Linked DNA regions of Mus musculus: region 1 is linked to region 2. Evidence: chromatin loops called from intact Hi-C (ENCODE). Cell type or tissue: left cerebral cortex. All regions are shown on one strand. Links, peaks and the distances in the headings refer to the core of each region. The heading gives the core; the rest is flanking DNA.

Region 1 (9,177 bases), core at 578-8,577, 100 kb after region 2:
CCTCCATTGTTGGTGGGATTGCAGGCTTGTACAACCACTCTGGAAATCAGTCTGGCGGTTCCTCAGAAAATTGGACATAGTACTACCGGAGGATCCAGCAATACCTCTCCTGGGCATATATCCAGAAGAAGCCCCAACTGGTAAGAAGGACACATGCTCCACTATGTTCATAGCAGCCTTATTTATAATAGCCAGAAACTGGAAAGAACCCAGATGCCCCTCAACAGAGGAATGGATACAGAAAATGTGGTACATCTACACAATGGAGTACTACTCAGCTATTAAAAAGAATGAATTTATGAAATTCCTAGCCAAATGGATGGACCTGGAGAGCATCATCCTGAGTGAGGTAACACAATCACAAAGGAACTCACACAATATGTACTCACTGATAAGTGGATACTAGCCCAAAACCTAGGATACCCACGATATAAGATACAATTTCCTAAACACATGAAACTCAAGAAAAATGAAGACTGAAGTGTGGACACTATGCCCCTCCTTAGAAGTGGGAACAAAACACCCATGGAAGGAGTTACAGAAACAAAGTTTGGAGCTGAGATGAAAGGATGGACCATGTAGAGACTGCCATATCCAGGGATCCACCCCATAATCAGCATCCAAACGCTGACACCATTGCATATACTAGCAAGATTTTATCGAAAGGACCCAGATGTAGCTGTCTCTTGTGAGACTATGCCGGGGCCTAGCAAACACAGAAGTGGATGCTCACAGTCAGCTAATGGATGGATCACAGGGCTCCCAATGGAGGAGCTAGAGAAAGTACCCAAGGAGCTAAAGGGATCTTCAACCCTATAGGTGGAACAACATTATGAACTAACCAGTACCCCTGAGCTCTTGACTCTAGCTGCATATGTATCAAAAGATGGCCTAGTCGGCCATCACTGGAAAGAGAGGCCCATTGGACACGCAGACTTTGTGTGCCCCGGTACAGGGGAACGCCAGGGCCAAAGGGGGGGAGTGGGTGGGTAGGGGAGTGGGGGTGGGTGGGTAAGGGGGACTTTTGGTATAGCATTGGAAATGTAAAGGAGCTAAATACCTAATAAAAAATGGAAAGAAAAAAAAAAAAAAAAAAAAAAGAACCAAGCAAAAAAAAAAAAAAAAAAAAAAAAAAAAAAAGAATAAATATCCTAACCTGGCACAAGGTCACTGAAATTTGAAACTGAAGCCAGATCAAACTGATAACCATTCTGTAGATTTACTAAATTAGAAGACTCAGATAATATGCGAAGTTGGTATCTCATCACCCATTGGTTCCTCTCCCAGTGACAGTAAAATGAACTCGTAAAAGAGCTCTTTTGCTTTCTTACCACAGGATACCAATAAATCCATCATTTTATCCAGGTCCTTCTTTAATATGCCCTCTTTGAGAATATTTTGCTCATTCTGTGTACAGAGCAGAATGAAAGAGCTCCCAGATCAATGCTTCCTTTCTCTACCATTGTCAACAGCAATGGATGGCCCTGTGAAAGTAATATGGCTTTAATTTGAGTTTGGGTCACTAACAGCTAAGAGTAGCATGCAAATCAATATCACATCAAGAACATACTCTTCCCACAAACCATAATCCTAGACAAACGCCATGTGACTCAGTCTGCAAAAATGCCTCTTAAAACTCTGATGCCAGGTTGCAGTGCCCAGCAACTGCCAGCAGCTCAAACTCATGAGCAAGCAAAACCTAGAGTCAGTGAAATGCAGAAATACCTTGTCTTATTACCAAAAAAAAAAGTTTTAATTTGTCTTGGTAAGTGTATTAACATGACCCATCTTTAAGAAAGATATAATTTAACAACAAAAATGTTTATTTCTAGTTTAATGGAAGTATAGGGGAATGTTATATTAAAATCACATCTTTGGCTTCAGGAAAAGTTTAAACTAAAGCCAATCACAGGAATTTTGAATCCCAAACTCAAGTAGCCTCTAACATCCACCAAGATATTCCACGATCTTTTCCATAAGATATTTCTATTTTATACGAATTTAAATCAGTAACTTCTGTCATAAGGTGTAAGGAAATCGTATTTCTCTTTGTATCTGAGCCCTCAGACATCTACAATTCTCAGCATCTTGCTTTACACATCTATGATGCTTCACATTTGCCTCTGTTCTGTGGAAAGTTTTCTGAGATAGCCTTACTCTGTGGTATAAACATAAATATTTAGACAGGTTTATGCTATATCAATTTAGCTGAACGTCAGTCTTAAGTTGCTCCTAAAATTAAGGGCCTCATCAGTCATGGGTTTGTATGGGGTTTGCAATAGTAGGTGTTTGCTTGTGTGTTTATTTGTTTGTGTGTTTGTTTGATTATTTGTATGTTTAGTATGGTCCATAATTCAATCAGAGAATGGTTGGTAACAACCATAAGAGCCATGCCACCATTGCACCAATGGACACATCCTTCCTGGCAACTTGGTATTATACTTCATAAAGTTCACAACTAGGTAAGACTATTGGTGCCTTTATCCAACAATCCTACCCTAACAGCCCATATAGCTTCTTTTAGCACTATGGGATTTATCAGCACAAAGAACACTGCCTACTTAGTGTCAGCTTGATATTTCTATATGCAGCATGCAAGCTGTATGGTGTCTTCATTAACATCCACATACCATATGTATTCTGTCATGTACATTTCCAAAAAATAAAAATAAAAAAAATCCCAAGATAAGCAAAGATGTTGGTGAATGTTGGTGAATGCAGGGCTATGCAAAACACATATGACAAAATACAACAGACAAGTCATTTAAAGCATCTTCTTTTAAAATCTACATTCCTAGAAGCTTAGACAAGACTCAAATCTGACCCAGGAATAATCATGGCTGACATCTCTAAAAGTGATGTAATAACCTCAACTTTTTTTCAGATTTTCTGTCCTTTGAAGATTAAGTTTTCATATATCTACACCTTACTAGCATCCAGGTGAAAGTTGAGAAGGCACAAAGTTACATAATGAGCTAACAAACTACATTAGAGGACCCACTAGTGTAGTGAAAGTAAAAAACAGCTTAATCTTTACAATATCACCTTCTCTCAACTGCCCATGCTTGTTTTCATTAATTAAAGAAACAGGTGAGGAGAGTGTTGACTTGGAAATAGTTTTCAGGCTTTCTTAAACCTGAAAGTTTATCCCTATAAACCTATAGTTTATAAACCTTTCTTTACTCTTTTGGAACAAGTGCTATATTCCACTGTTTTAGTGATGTGAAAATGAAATGTCTCCACTCTTTTCTTTTTTCTTAGCCACCCTTACTTGGAGTTTTGCATTCATCCAACTGTGAGTACATTGCCCTTGGTTACAAATCCTAACTTAGAGTGGAATTTACTCTTGAAGGCTTGTGGGATTTTTTTTTTTAATTTGATTCCTGAACGGGGAGGGAGGCAATGAAGAAAATCAGTGCCTTGTCCTCACTCCCTGAACTAGTAGAAAGATCCAGAGCTAGAAAAAAAAAATCAGCTCTTCAGGCCTGACTCCTTGGTCACACACTGCCATTGTGGCTTCTGATAATCTGCTATCTGCTTTGAACATTTTGATGAATATTTCCCTTTGTTGGTGAACGGTACTGATCCTTAAGTCAGCTCATAGAACTCAGTCGTGTAGAGAAGAGGCAGGTTTAAAAGGCCCCCCCATAGGCTGTAGACAGGGGTTTCATCTCAGTCATAAGACCTCAAAGCTAATAATGTATGTCTGTACGGGCTGACACTAGAAGTCTGAAAGATTTAAAGGAGTCCTCATCTTGAAGCCCAGGTTAGCCAAGGTTGCCTAACCATACAAAGCTTCCTGAGATATTGGAAGAACTATTTATCCTAGTTTTATATTTTTAACATTGGAATACATTTCTATCCTGTAAATCTGAATCAAGGTTATAAGTCCCTGGACTCATTATACCAACATAAAGGACAAGAGTTAGAAGAATTGAGCAATCTTACAAATGCTAGCTCCTAGGAGCTAGAGCCAGGACTCAAACTAAGGATAAAAATAGTTGTGGTCATGCACAGTGTCTTATACCCTTATAGAGTAATTTTAGTCCAGAAACTTGACTGCTATGACAAGGGATCATATCCAAAGACCTTCTAGGTCTATGTGATCCCAATGGAATGCAAACATGCCCTGGATTACAGTATAATATGGCTAGAATACAGACATGCCCTTAGTATACACCTTTAACCCTAAACAATGAAAATAAGGTTAGTTTTTAGAAGGAAACAGCCATCTTTGAAAATGGCATCTAATTCTGGGACAAAGTGATGACTCAGAGAAAGATTTGACAGAATGAGTCAAATATAGGCTATGCCCAACTCTCCCAAGAACAGACAGGAAAAAGGCAACTTTAGAGAGGGTGTGCAGAGTGGGAGAGCAGGGGAAAGAAGAGGAGGAGGAGGAGGCAGCTTTACCGAGACAGGTTACAGGTGAAGACAGAACAAGCCAGAGAATGAGAAGGAGCCAGAAGATTAGAACAAATTGCCACAGTTAGTTTTAGGCTAAGCAGAGCAATCCAGTCAGAAACTGCGCAAAGATAATTTGTTTTTGTTTGTTTGTTTGTTTGTTTATTATGTGTTTTCCTCAATTACATTTCCAATGCTATCCCAAAACTCCCCCATACCCTCCCCCCCCCCACTTCCCTACCCACCCATTCCCATTTTTTTTGGCTCTGGCGTTCCCCTGTACTGAGGCATATAAAGTTTGTGTGTCCAATGGGTCTCTCTTTCCAGTGATGGCCGACTAGGCCATCTTTTGATACATATGCAGCTAGAGACAAGAGCTCCGGAGTACTGGTTAGTTCATAATGTTGTTCCATCTATAGGGTTGCAGATCTCTTTAGCTCCTTGGGTACTTTCTCTAGCTCCTCCATTGGGAGCCCTGTGATCCATCCAATAGCTGACTGTGAGCATCCACTTCTGTGTTTGCTAGGCCCCGGCATAGTCTCACAAGAGACAGCTATATCTGGGTCCTTTCAGCAAAATCTTGCTAGTGTATGCAATGGTGTCAGCATTTGGAAGCTGATTATGGGGTGGATCCCTAGATATGGCAGTCTCTAGATGGTCCATCCTTTTGTCACAGCTCCAAACTTTGTCTCTGTAACTCCTTCCATGGGTGTTTTGTTCCCAATTCTAAGAAGGGGCACAGGGTCCACACTTTGGTCTTCATTCTTCTAGAGTTTCATGAGTTTGGAAAATTGTATCTTATATCTTGGGTATCCTAAGTTTTGGGCTAATATCCACTTATCAGTGAGTACATATTGTGTGAGTTCCTTTGTGATTGGGTTACCTCGCTCAGGATGATGCCCTCCAGGTCCATCCATTTGCCTAGGAATTTCATAAATTCATTCTTTTTAATAGCTGAGTAGTACTCCGCAAAGCTAATTTGAATCAGTCAGGTAGGAGTTTGAGCCAGAACAGCTGGGTTGAACCAGCCAGCCAGAGTTCAGAAAGAACTAAAAAGGGTGAGCTTTTCAGCAGTAAGTCTCAGAGAAGACTACATCTGGTGAATAAGAGTTACTTTTACATAATCCTTTAGTCTGAGCACTTAGAAAACAGAGACGGATCAAAAGCCTGTTCGTAATAGCAAGTCCCAGGACAGCCAGTGTCCTGGAGACCTCGCTTTAAAGAACTAACAGCAAGGGGAAATAATGATAACAAAATTAATGGTCAGCAGAGTCAAGCAGTAAATGATTTTTATTAGTATTTTCCTATTGCTCTGTTCATTCAATTAGCTGTAGTATTCTAAAGTCTTACTGTGTTGCCTGTGGCTTACCAGACTTAAAATGAAATACAACGATTAGATGCAATACTAAGTAACCCTTCTATGGTATCCAATTAGCATGTTTGCTTAATTGTGGCTTGGCCTTCATTCCCCCAGAACATTAAATCTATACTTTTCTGGGCAATTCAGATTCGGGAGGTTAATTTTATTTATTTATTTGTGGTTTAGATCATAATTACATATGCTTTTAAAGTGTTATAGAATGAATACACAAGAGAAACTCAAACTGTGGTGCCAATGGCTCTGCTTCCTGATCCTGAAGCCTGTCTCCTGCTGGCATTAAGAGAGTGTCACTGTCCTAACTAGGATGATACATCAGCCCCATCTAGCCGGGAGAGTCTTCAGAAAAGCGGCCTTATACTCAGGACCAACCAAGAATGGGGAGTAAAGCATCCCAATGGACAATGGCTTAGAGACAACTAAGTCCAAAGGGCAAGTTGCTATAGCATTATACCCTCAGAGTATCGTTAGCTTTTGCTTCAGCAAAAACATTTTGCAAAAATCTGAGCATATCTGAGAGGCTCCTATCCTCCACTGTGACCTTCTGAGTATGTGCTCTGTGATCTTGGCTGATCATGCACACACACACACACACACACACACACACACACACACACACATCATCACCATCATCATCATCACCATCACCATCACCATCATCATCACCATCTCTATCTTTCCTTCTTGATCTCTGACCCGAAACTGAACATCCTCCAGAATGAGCTCTTAAACTGAGTATGGCCAAAAATTAGCCTACCCCTAAGTGGTTTTCCTATAAAAATACATAGAAGCCTCCTCAAAATCTCCATGCCTCTTTTGTTTGGTTGGAACATTGCTTGAAAATAATTCTTGAAATCAGTACAAAGTCTTTTCTTTCCAAAGAAAGGATGTGCACCTCTCTACGATGACCTGTGGAGCGTGGTTGGCAGAGTTTAAACACTCAGAACTGATTCAGGGTCATTCTGATCACTATCTAATCTCTCTATCTTCCTAACTATAGACTGACTTTCCAGGGGGACTAACTGGTTCAACCCTAGGGAAAATTCTTTTTCAAAAATACCATTCCAGGAAATACAAACCATTTCCACAAGATTATCTGTGCTGAGTGTGTGTGTGTGTGTGTGTGTGTGTGTGTGTGTGTGTGCGTGTGTGCGTGTGTGTTGGAAATTCTTTAGCAGCAAATGTGTCTGTAAGTCAAAGCAAACTAGTAAATTTTTCTCAATTAACAATTTAGTTATTTTAAATAAATGCCAAAATAGTCATTTAGTTAGAGTACCTAACCGTGCTAGATTTTTCTTACTATTATAATGCTGGTTGGTCACTCAGAATCTACTAGCTCAATAATTTCCAAGCCTTGCTGACTGCCAGGTGGCTTTTAAAATACATATTCCAGGCCCCACCCGAAGTCAGTGGTCTGGGAAGAAATCCAGGAATATATGTAGTAAAAACCATAACAAATTTATATCTGGCATTCAGTGTGTTCAGCACAAAAATTCCATCGAGTTAGAGAACCAGGGAGAAAAATGTACAGCAGATGCACGTCGTTATATAAAACCGAAGCCTACATGCATATCGATTTGATGCAAACTGAATGTGGAGTGTGGGTTTCTTCTCTCACCTAGGGCTTCTGATTAATCAGGGAAGCCCTCTTACATATTTTACACCTGCAAGGTAAAAACTTAGAGACATCTGTCTCTAAGAAACCAGAGTAGGACTTAGTTTAATTATAGTTTGTTCGACTGACTTAGAAAGGAGAAAAAAAAAGCAGATAGTACCAATCTCTTTCCCATAAGATTGTTGGTTTACATTATTTTCATCATACTTTTAGTATTGGAGGAACAAATATATCAAGCCAGTGAGTGTCCTTTTATAAAAGTAGAGAGTGGGCTGAAGAAGACACATGAAGAGTCTTTTGTTTCTTAAGAGCCTCACGCCTGGTGACTAGGCTAGTTAACAAATCTTGGAAAATAGTAACAAGGCTTCTCGATAGAATCCGGGGCTTCCCAAACTTGATATAAATCCATATAAATCCACAGAAAGTCTTCTTACAATACAGATTGTAGTTCAGCATATCTGAAATGGAACCAGAGAATCTGAATTACTAACGAGTTTAGCATTGTAAGATGACCTAAACACGATCTTTATGGTGTCACCTTTTTTATTTATGTCAATAAGCTGTAGTTAAAAGTGGGCTTTCTCCTACCGAATATGGTGACCTAATCCTGTAAGTACCTAGCACTTGGGATGGCCGTGAGTTCAAGGTCACCCTGGGATATACAGTGTGTATCATGACAACCTATTTAAAAATTATAAGATTTGTTTTATCCTAAGCTTCAGTAAAGTAACTTCTTTTAAGCAGAAGTGCATTAGGTAACCTTTCCCAATAACAACAAATGATATTTTTTTTTCAAACTCTCCAAGATGGGCTATGTTCCGTGGAAAGCTGTTTTGGTGCTGGCCAAAACCAAAACAGAGCATGTTTTCATTCTCCGTTATGTCAGAGTTACCAACACCTTTCTACTGTCCTCACAACACAATGGAAATTAAACAAATTTGTTCTTGTAGCACTGGCTTACAAGGAAGAAAGTTATATTTAGAAAATGTCAGAATACCTACTTCTGACTCTTCTAGTATCCGCTGTGCATTTGGGCTTTCCCAATGGCAGTAGTTAACAGTGAGCCAGAATACGTGATGTTTTGGCAACAGATGTCTACTCGATGAATCGGGAGAGGAAGGAGCAGTGGAGCTCGCAGGGGAACTGGGTGGGCTGTGGATGTAGCCCTCACAGGTTTTCTCTTGATAAAGATACTTGATTTCAATCGTCAGAACACCACAAAAGGAAATGTAATCAGAGTACTCATTTCTTCCTATTCATCTGGCTCCTGGCACGACTGCCACTTTGACCCATGTTTAGTAATCCACTGCATTTTGGCAACGGTATCACCTATTCCCAAATATGACGTATTTACACATTAGATGGGGCTATGGAGAGTGGCATCGCTGTGTGAGGAGTTTTGCTCCTAGTGGCTTGAGAAGTTTGTATGAGTCTGTGTGCTGGCAGGTTTCAGATGGGTTTCTTTACAGGTTAGGAGTACCCCTTTCAACCATCAAAAAAGATCCACTCAGGAGCCAGGATGCTCAAGAATACTTCATCTTTGAAGAACACCCCTTACAAATGACAATCCACAGATGAGATTTTTAAATCCTACTACAACAGAAAGGCTTACATTCAAAGCACAGAGAGCTCTTCCCTTGGTCTGTTTATTCTCTAAATCACATTAAGGTTTTATGAGGTAGAGTCTGATCAAGAGAGCTGCTGTATCAGTAGGCTGACAAAGGCTGAGTCTACACAGGTAGCAGGGCACATTCCTGTGTATTAAAAAAGACTAATTCAG
Region 2 (9,177 bases), core at 677-8,676:
CTTTAGAAACTATTTCACAAACGTAAGGCTATTTGAATCAAACCAGACTCAAGTATCTTGGTTGTTTTCAGCCTGCCATGCTTCGGAAGCAACTGAGTTTCATTTGACTTTAAGTAGGCTTTTCTGAGACCTCTCTTCCCAGAGGCATTTGGAGAATAGCCAGGAATCTTTTGAAAAAACATTTCACTTTTCTCTCTGGAAAAAAAAAAGTCATGTCTCATAATCAGTAAGTACAGACATATATGAGCATATATATCCCATGACCGTAAATTGTGTATGTGTCCCTGTCCTACACACACACACATACACACACACACACACACATACACATACACACACACACACACACACACACACACACACACACACACACTCCACTTAGTTTACTGCAGTTTATATGGACCTATAATAACAGGCCAGCTCAGGAATGATGCCGGCCTCAACATTAACAGAAACGTGAGGAAGAAGTTTCCACTGTCACATACATTACTTTTGGGGTATGTAAGCTCCCAGTGTGGTTGGCATCTGAGAAGCAAATAATAGTTTTTCCAGATTCGAGTGGAAACACCAGCCTTGCCTGAGCATTGTCTTTTTACTTTTGCAACTCAAGATTCACCCAGATCTGGAAAACAAATGCATTTGTAATTGCAGCCTGTCCTCCTAAGGAATGGCCTGGTTTCATTCAAACTCTGCTTTGGAAGGCCCATCTCTGAAAGGAAGGACTAATCTGTGAGTAATTACACATTAGCCTAGCAGTGACAGGTTCCATATTTTACCCAAGCACTAAGACAAAGGACCTCTAGGGTGATGCCTTTGGGATTCACTTCAGATATACAGTGTACACCCAGAAAATAAATGGTAGAGTTTCACTGTTCATAAGTGGCTTAAAGACAATGGTCATACTGCCAAACCCTTCTCAACCTTGGTCATAGACATTTACTTTTGTGTGGGGAGCAGTTAACAAAAAGACTCATAGCTGGTCAAAGAACTAAGAACAAAAGACGGAAATTGCTCTGTCTCAAATGGGTCAGTATTACCAACTTCCTCACCAAGGCTCAGGGGACAGTGCCTAGGAGAAGCTAGAGCCATAGGATCAGGAGAAGTGTTGTGAAATGCTGTTTCCTGGTTATAACTAGGCCACTGCACTTAAAAACTCACAGTTGTGGTTACCTGCATAAGACCTGTACGAGATGAAGCCTGCTAAAACTACAATGTAGATACGGAAGGAGCTAGAGTAGTGGATAGTTCCTGAGAGAAGGAAAGTCATTCTTCAGAGGGTGACCCCTAGTAGGTTGCCATTCTCCAATTTACTGTCCCATACTCAGGCAGATATGAGCTGTATTAAATGGACTTAGTGTGTGAGAAAGGGATGGAGACTTATCAGGGAGAGTTAGAGGGAGGAAATGGGGAATATCATCATACTTCATCATATAAATATATAAAATTTTCAAAGAATAAGTTAACATATGTATAGTAAATAGTTGAAACAAAGAAACTGATGACAGACATTAAAATATGCAAACATATGAGGAAACTTTGTTTTAGATACAGAATAAAAACACACATTTACAAAGTATTAAACAAGGTCCCTTTGCCCTTCAAGTTCTTCTGATCCTTTTTGAAGTTTAGGGAGAGGAAAGAGGCAGAGACCTGAAGCCTGCAGATTGGCCTGGAAAGCCTTGGATGGGCTGTGAGTGATGTGTTAATGTATCATTGCTAACCTCTGCATCCATACGCAGGAGGCAGATCTACACTACTCAGATATCACCTCCATGAAATATCTACTAAGCTCCAAAGCTTCAGGACATTCCTTTGGGCATCGCAGCTATCCGTGTTCAGCAAGTGTCAGTGCTTTCCTGCGTCTTTGGAGGAAAAATAATTAAGCAGGCATCAATATTTTCTTTTCTAAAATGCAGAATGTATAAGTGACAAGTTGGGTGAAATTTTTGGATTGGCATCCTCAAAAATCAAAGCTTTCTCTGTTCCTATACCCTGGAATAGCAAGGATCATGGTTTGGGGGTGTCTCTATTGTCAGTTTTCCTGTGATTGCCCATGTCTACATGTTGTGAGACTAGGCCGGGGCCTAGCAAACACAGAAGTGGATGCTCACAGTCAGCTATTAGATGGATCACAGGACCCCAATGGAGGAGCTAGAGAAAGTACCCAAGGAGCTAAAGGGATCTGCAACCCTATAGGTGGAACAACATTATGAACTAACCAGTACCCCGGAGCTCTTGACTCTAGCTGCATATGTATCAAAAGATGGCCTAGTCGGCCATCACTGGAAAGAGAGGCCCATTGGACTTGCAAACTTTATATGCCCCAGTACAGGGGAATGCCAGGGCCAAAAAGTGGGAATGGGTGGGTAGGGGAGTGGGGGGGAGGGTATGGGGGACTTTTGGGATAGCATTGGAAATGTAATTGAGGAAAATACGTAATAAAAATATATAATTAATTAATTAATTAATTAAACTTTCTTACTTTTACATATTTCAATTTTTGAAAAAAATATAACAATTTGTTTATAGGGGGAAAATGACTACAGGGGTGAAAAGAAAGTCTTACTGTTTCTAAATTGAGAAAGATAGCTCCATTGTGGGTTGAAAGGACCCCGAAATACGTATTGACACCATGAGCCCAGTTCTTCATAATGTGACCTCACTTGCAAATATGATCTCTGTACATATACATTTGCATGCGTCTGTGTGATGCTGGGGACCAGACCCTGCCCCAAGACCTCATCACAGCTTTGTTCATATTATTTTATGCTCGGTTCCCCTACATTAAACAAGTATTTCTTGAACTTTTGAGCTCCAGCGATTCTTCTGCATAAGCCTTCTACACCGTGTAACAGAGTGTTTCTACTATGGGATGAACCCACTAAAGAAGAAATAGGAAAAAACTTACTGAAAAACACCAGTAACTTAAAAACATATAAAGTGGGGTTTCCTGAGAAGTTCAGAGAGAAAATGTTCCTGAAGATCACTAACTTTGGAATCCAACTCTCCAGTTTTATGGGACAACAAGATTCTCTCACAATACACTGACTGTACCATGGACCCATGAGTGGAAATAAATCTCAGCCCCCTTATGATGTTTCTGTCAGAGTATTTTACTACAGTAACAGGGAAAGAAAAAAAGAACAAGATACCACTTACTCTCATAACAACAACAAAATGTCAGTATACATAGCACCTTGTCCACACACGCCAAAGATGCAGCTAAAAAGACTTTGTCAACTGCTTCTTTTCCATATATAAATATCACGTTCTTATCAGTCTAATATAGTTACAAGAAAAAAGCTGAAACTTTTTGTATATAATCCAAATGCCCTCCTGTCCTCCAAATTCTTGAATCATATCCAAGCCTTTGGGTTCTGGAAACTGACCAATTCAGAGTAATATCCAAGCTTTTATTGAACGCTGATCAATTTAAACTATTAATCCTTTTTAAGTCCTCACTTCTAGTTTTTGTAGCCATTGAAGCAGTTTCTTCAGATGAAGAATTTCAAACTATACCCAAAAGAAAATCTGTGATGAGAAAAGTATCTGTTTCATAGATTAGAGGTACTGCTGAAACCATGGATCACTTGTAAGTTTATTGGGAATCCCTCTTTGTGGGGATAAGAGATTGGGACAGCCAACATGAGCTACTTGTTAAGATAAACACTCAAGAAAGTTTCACTTTAAGAGCAAATGAGTTTGACACACCAATACGATTTCCGGAACATAGTTTGCAAACAAGCTGAAAGGTAGAAAAGAACCTTCTGGAAATGCCATGTTTCACTACCCTCCCCCACACATATACAGCCAAGATGCCTCCTACTTTTAACACAGGAAACATTTGTGGGATGAGTGTAGATCTGGAAGCATGAGATGTTGTTACCAGATCAACTACATTTGAAATAAATTAAAAGTTAAGGTCACAGATGACTTTGTCCTATTGAGTTTCCGCTTGTGTTTTTTAAGACCTAACTCAAAACCTACAGACTTCCTAACTTCTCCTTTCTCTAGATTTCAATTCTGTTAACTTCTTGAAACAATCATTTTTTTAAATTTCATTGGCATACTCTAGTGTGTGGGGGTGTTGTGAAGATAGTGTCTCTTGAAATCGAGCCTCAAATTCTAATATTAAAACTTAACTATTTGTAATTTAGAATTTAGCTACATTGTTTCAAATAATATGATTGACGTCATATGAAAGACTTGGAGGTTGAATGATGCATTTTAAAAAGATTAAATGCAACTGAAAGAGTCTACCAGCATCTGCCTCGTCCTGACTCTGCTCAGCCAAGTCAGGAGAGATTTCTACTCTATCAGCCCTTGATAGCTAACAGCAGCCTCAAGACATCACTGTTATTTTTAAAACATTTGTTATCCAGAGCTTTACCACTGCTCAAATACACATTCCCCCATTTCAGCCTCAATTCCCAAGTATGCTTATAATTGTTCAGGGTGGAAGAAACCTTCTTACCAAAACAGAAGCTCCCGAGCTCCCACCTTTACTGTCCTATATAACTTAGGCTTGTGAGTAAATATCATCTTATTCCATGCTCTCCAAATAACTGGGGTAAAGCATAGAAAATCCCATCAAGTCAAATTAATTATGTACCTGCTTAACCCCACTCCAATGACTCAGTCTGAAACACCACCTTTTGCTTCGTTAGAAGACACGCTAAACCACAAGCCCCCTCATTCTCTCTTTCCCTCGCTCTCCTCTTCCTACTCCATTCCTGCTCCTTTCTTATCCAAAATTATCCATGTAACACTTTCAGAAACATTAAAAACCCAGCTACGTGTTTTTATGAATTCGCTGGCATTGACTCATACCACCACCAATCAGTCATTCCTTCTCTTCAAACTTGATGAAATCATAATGATTCATGAGCTTTACTTGGAAAGGCTGTGGAACACACTCTTGTGGGGTCGATCAGCTATTATATTACCCAAATAACTTAGTTTGTAAAATAATAGAATAGCTGCATCCCTACATAAATCTAACATGCCAGTGACTTATGTAAGATTTTGGTCATATTTGACACAAGAAAAAGTGAGGCTGGAGAAATGTGTAGAGATTTGGAACTCACGGGATCTTAGCTCCTCGAGGTGAGTAGGAATCTAGTAGCTTCTAGCTTGGACAAAGAGGTGAGAGTCTAACCTACTCATCCCAAACTCCATGAAACCAATAGTCACACAGAAGTTCTAAAATAACCAGAAGGAATACTTCTAAATAAAGGGAAATCTGAAGTAAAATAGTAAAATATTCAGGTTTAGAGAAAATATCCAAAGGATCCAAGTGAAAGAGATGGGATGGTGATCATGGTTCAGGGCCATAGGAAGCATAGAGGTAAACAGTAGTCTTCTGAGGTTTAAGAGAAACAGACTAATTCAATCTCTCTCTTTTATCTTAACCAATCAAAAAACACAGCAGCAAAATTTTAATGTTCCTTTTACAGACACCAGTTATGAGAAAGAGCAGAAACAGAATTCCCCAAATGGCAGTCCCAATTCAGTTCACTCTCAACATTACAAAGAGAGATTCTCTACCATATGAGTTAAGCAAGGACAGCACATACCACTGGAAAGGTTTGATGGTTATAGGGTTAATTCTGCAGCTTGAAGATTCTATGCCCCATTATAGGGGAATACTAGGGCCAGGAAGTGGAAGTGGGTAGGCTGGGGAGCAGGGGGAGGAGGAGGGTATAGGGGAGGAAACTAAGAAAGGAGATAGTATTTGAAATGTAAATGAAAAAAACATCTAATTAAAAAAATAATTCTGTAGCTTTTTCTAGTGTTGACTGCTACTATAAGTAATTAAATTAACTTCATTAAGTTCACCTTACATGTGCATTTTAAATTTTTTGTGTTAAATGAAATACTGAAGCATTATAGACTCCAATATAGCTCTTAGAATGTGAAAGGCATATAATTCATATCTGTTTTTTTTTTCAGAAAGTTATTTTCAAAATAAAAACATTTCCTATTGTATACACAATGGACTTTCTGTCACCTGTTGAAAAGTGACACTGAAAACCACATCAACTCCACTTTGTGAAGAGGATGCTGCCAGGAGAAGAGAAGGCACTGCCAGGAAAAGAGATTATAGTTCCAGTTTCCTTCTAACAGAGCTCAGGTACAAAGAGGATCCTTCCAGTCCAGTTTCTCCCTTGTTCATATCTTGACACAAAAGTTCACAACGTTTCTTCTCTGTCCCAGAAACATCTTTGAGCAGAGAACACTATGTATCACACAAAATGTCACACTGACACCATTCTAACTGGAAACTACACATTTCTGAAACTTCCTGAAGTCCCATGTTCCCTTTGATAGGGCTATGTCCAAAATTTACTGTCCTCTGGAAAATATTAAGAGGCCACAAATTTGCTCTGATGACATTCTGTGGCTGAGAAATGTCTTTAGAGACACAATTCTAGAGTTCTCAAAGAGCCAAGATTCTCATCCTTGGGAATTTGTCAGCACCCAAAGCTGTGTATCTAGGCAACCATGAGATAAAACAAGAGGCTGGATATAGAGCAACAAAGAAATGTTATGAATTTAAGAATCAGCAAAACACTCATCCTATGATCTAGTTGTCTAGTCTCCCTTCTTTCTGTATGGCAATGATTAACCAGAACATTCATGAATGAGACAGTGAATTTATCATCTTCTGATTCCTGTCCTTTTCATTTCTCCTCATGCCCAATGTCCATTCCAGATCTGTCATTTGTGTCATCTGGCCAAGCTTAGAAATAGTGTCTTCCACCCTTGTTGTTATGCCAGTGCTATGCCCACAGAACTCCCTCTGCTCAGCACAGCTCATCTCTTTAACAGAACAGGTGTTCCTTAGAGTCCACAGAACCCAAAAATGTCAACAAGCTGAAGAGCCCACTGGGGAGAGAGAAGAAAGCAACCATAATGGGGGAGGGAGAGAGGGACCTGGGAGGGAAAGCAGACAGGGGAGAGGAGAGGGGAATGTGATATGATATTGAGTGGGGGAAAAAAGGACTAAAGCCCTGAGGGTCAGCAGAAAGAATGGAAACAGGCAACCTCAGGAGGTAGGAGCTTAGGGGGGACCCTCCAGAATTCACCAGAGACCTGGGAGGTGAGAGACTCTCAGGACTTAAAGAGAGGGACCCTAGATGAAATGCCCTACAGTAGCAAGAGGGAACTTGTAGAGCCCATCTCCAGCAGGAAGACAGGACATCAAGTAAGGGAATAGGGCTGCTATCCCACAGTTACAACTCTGATCCATAAGTGTTCCTGTCTGAAAGAACTGCAGGGATGGAAATGGAGAAAAGCCTGAGGAAAAAAAGGTCCAGCAACAGGCCCAAAGTGGAATCCAGCTCAAGTGGAGGCCCCAAGGCCTGACACAATTACTGAGGCTATGGAGTGCTCACAAAAAGGGACCTAGTATGACTGCACTCTGAAAGACCCAAAAAGCAACTGAAAGAGTCAGATGCAGATATTTGCACCCAACCAATGGACAGAAGCTGCTGACCCCTGTAGTTAAATAAGGGAAAAGCTGAAAGAAGCTGAGGCAGAGGGTGACCCTGTAGGAGGGCCAGCAGTGTCAATTACCTGGACTCCTGAGATCTCTCAGATACTGGACCACCATCCAGGCAGCATGCACCAACTGATATGAGGCCCCCAACACATATACAGCACAGGACTGCCATGTCTGTGTTTAGTCAGAGATGATGCACCTAACCCTCAAGAGACTGGAGGCCCCAGGGACTTTAGACGTCTGGTGGCAGGGGAGGCATCCTTGTGGAAACAGGAGGGTGGGGAGGCTGTATGGGATGTAGAACATTCAGAGGGTAGACCAGGATGGGAATAAAATCCAGAGTGGAAGAAGAAGAAAAACATTAATATTAATAACAAAGATACATTATCTGAAAAGGCAAGTGACTTAGAGCTACACACAGCATGCTCACCCTGCCCAAGGCCCATTGTGCCCTAAAGGAAGAGCTTGCTGGTCCATACGAATGAATTTGCAGTGTTGAGAGGTAGATTACCATATGTCGAGAGCTCTCGGGTCATCTCAGAATTTCAGAACCTCCTTCAGATGCGCCTTCTCTATAAGTAGATTCCTTCAGCTCTGGGGTAGAATCAGAAGAGTGGAGACCATATGGCTTTAGGCTTAGGATACAGGAATGCTAATTCCAGTCCCTTAGAGTGGATGTTAATTGCTTTACCTCCCTTCCACTAATTAATTCATCTGAGAGTCTGTAGTTCGTGATTCCAGTTCAAGACCATTTCATATAGGACTTCAGACTATAAACACTGGTCACCTTAAATATCAAATTTATTTTCTCCACTGATGTCAAATACTAGGGAATCCCTCCTACTGATTCCAACTGTTCAAAAACTCCTATCAACATGGGCATTGGTAAGCGGTTTTTGTAAATTCACATGCGGGATTTGAAGTCTGTTCTCTAGAAACTAGAAAACTCTGTCATAAATAATATGCAAAGAAATAGATGGAAGAGTTTACCCATAGGTCACAGATAGCCAAACCCTACTTTATATCACAAAGTACCAAAATGGAATATATGTTTATTACAAATCTGAACAACCCAAGATATCTGTTTTGAAACCAATCATTTTATTTCCCCACTTCTAGAAGATATGCATTTCCTAATATCCCTTTCTGTTTATTTTACCCTAACTACCCTAAGAATAATTTATTTAGCAAGTAACTATGAACAAGGGTTAAGGTTTGATCTGTTGCTATATAATGTAATTCTAAATTCTGGCTCTGATTGCCCCCTGGATGAGGCGATTTTCACAGACCCAATTGATGCTACGTAACCTTGCCCACCAAGTTATCCCTTGTTGATCAATAAAGATGTCTACAACCTATAGCTAGATAGAAGAGAGATAGGTGGAGTTTCAGTTCCCAGAGTTGGGGTCTGAGGAGGACCATAGGGAAGTAGAATTTAATAGTTAAAGGGTAGATTTCTGTCCAGCTCTAGTTTTGATAAAGGCTTATTATGAATATAAAGGTTTTATGTCTTTTATCTGGGAACTGAATGGTCAAAGGCAGGATAAAAACACCCAATTGAGATTACATCTTTACAGCAACAAAAAAGCTTCAAAATGTGATAATTTTTTATTATTATTTTATTTATTTATATTCCAACTGTCGTCCCCCCTCCTGGTCACCCCTCCCACAGT

Evidence for each region. Peaks named below come from ENCODE experiments on the same cell type or tissue, not always from the same donor. Only the 100,000 strongest peaks of a DNase experiment are listed, where the experiment ranks them.
Region 1: it touches region 2 in a loop (2.4-fold over the local background); 3 of 42 quality-filtered maps call a loop at or near these places.

The regions. Positions count from the first base shown.
Region 1 is chr16:87,117,474-87,126,650 of GRCm38, forward strand. It overlaps Gm32865 (predicted gene, 32865), which reads right to left. Exons shown (of 2, transcript NR_153792.1): 2 at 7,563-7,855. Among named protein-coding and RNA genes, the nearest start is that of Gm32865, 6.4 kb to the right of the region's middle. In left cerebral cortex, for the core only: no CTCF peak of the experiment used is centred there; DNase peaks (open chromatin) are centred at 4,299 and 7,256; H3K27ac peaks cover 321 bases.
Region 2 is chr16:87,017,366-87,026,542 of GRCm38, forward strand. All of the region lies in intron 2 of Gm38477 (a long non-coding RNA gene), which reads right to left. Among named protein-coding and RNA genes, the nearest start is that of Gm38477, 27 kb to the right of the region's middle. In left cerebral cortex, for the core only: no CTCF peak of the experiment used is centred there; DNase peaks (open chromatin) are centred at 3,811, 4,771, 6,523, 6,750 and 1 more place; H3K27ac peaks cover 1,036 bases.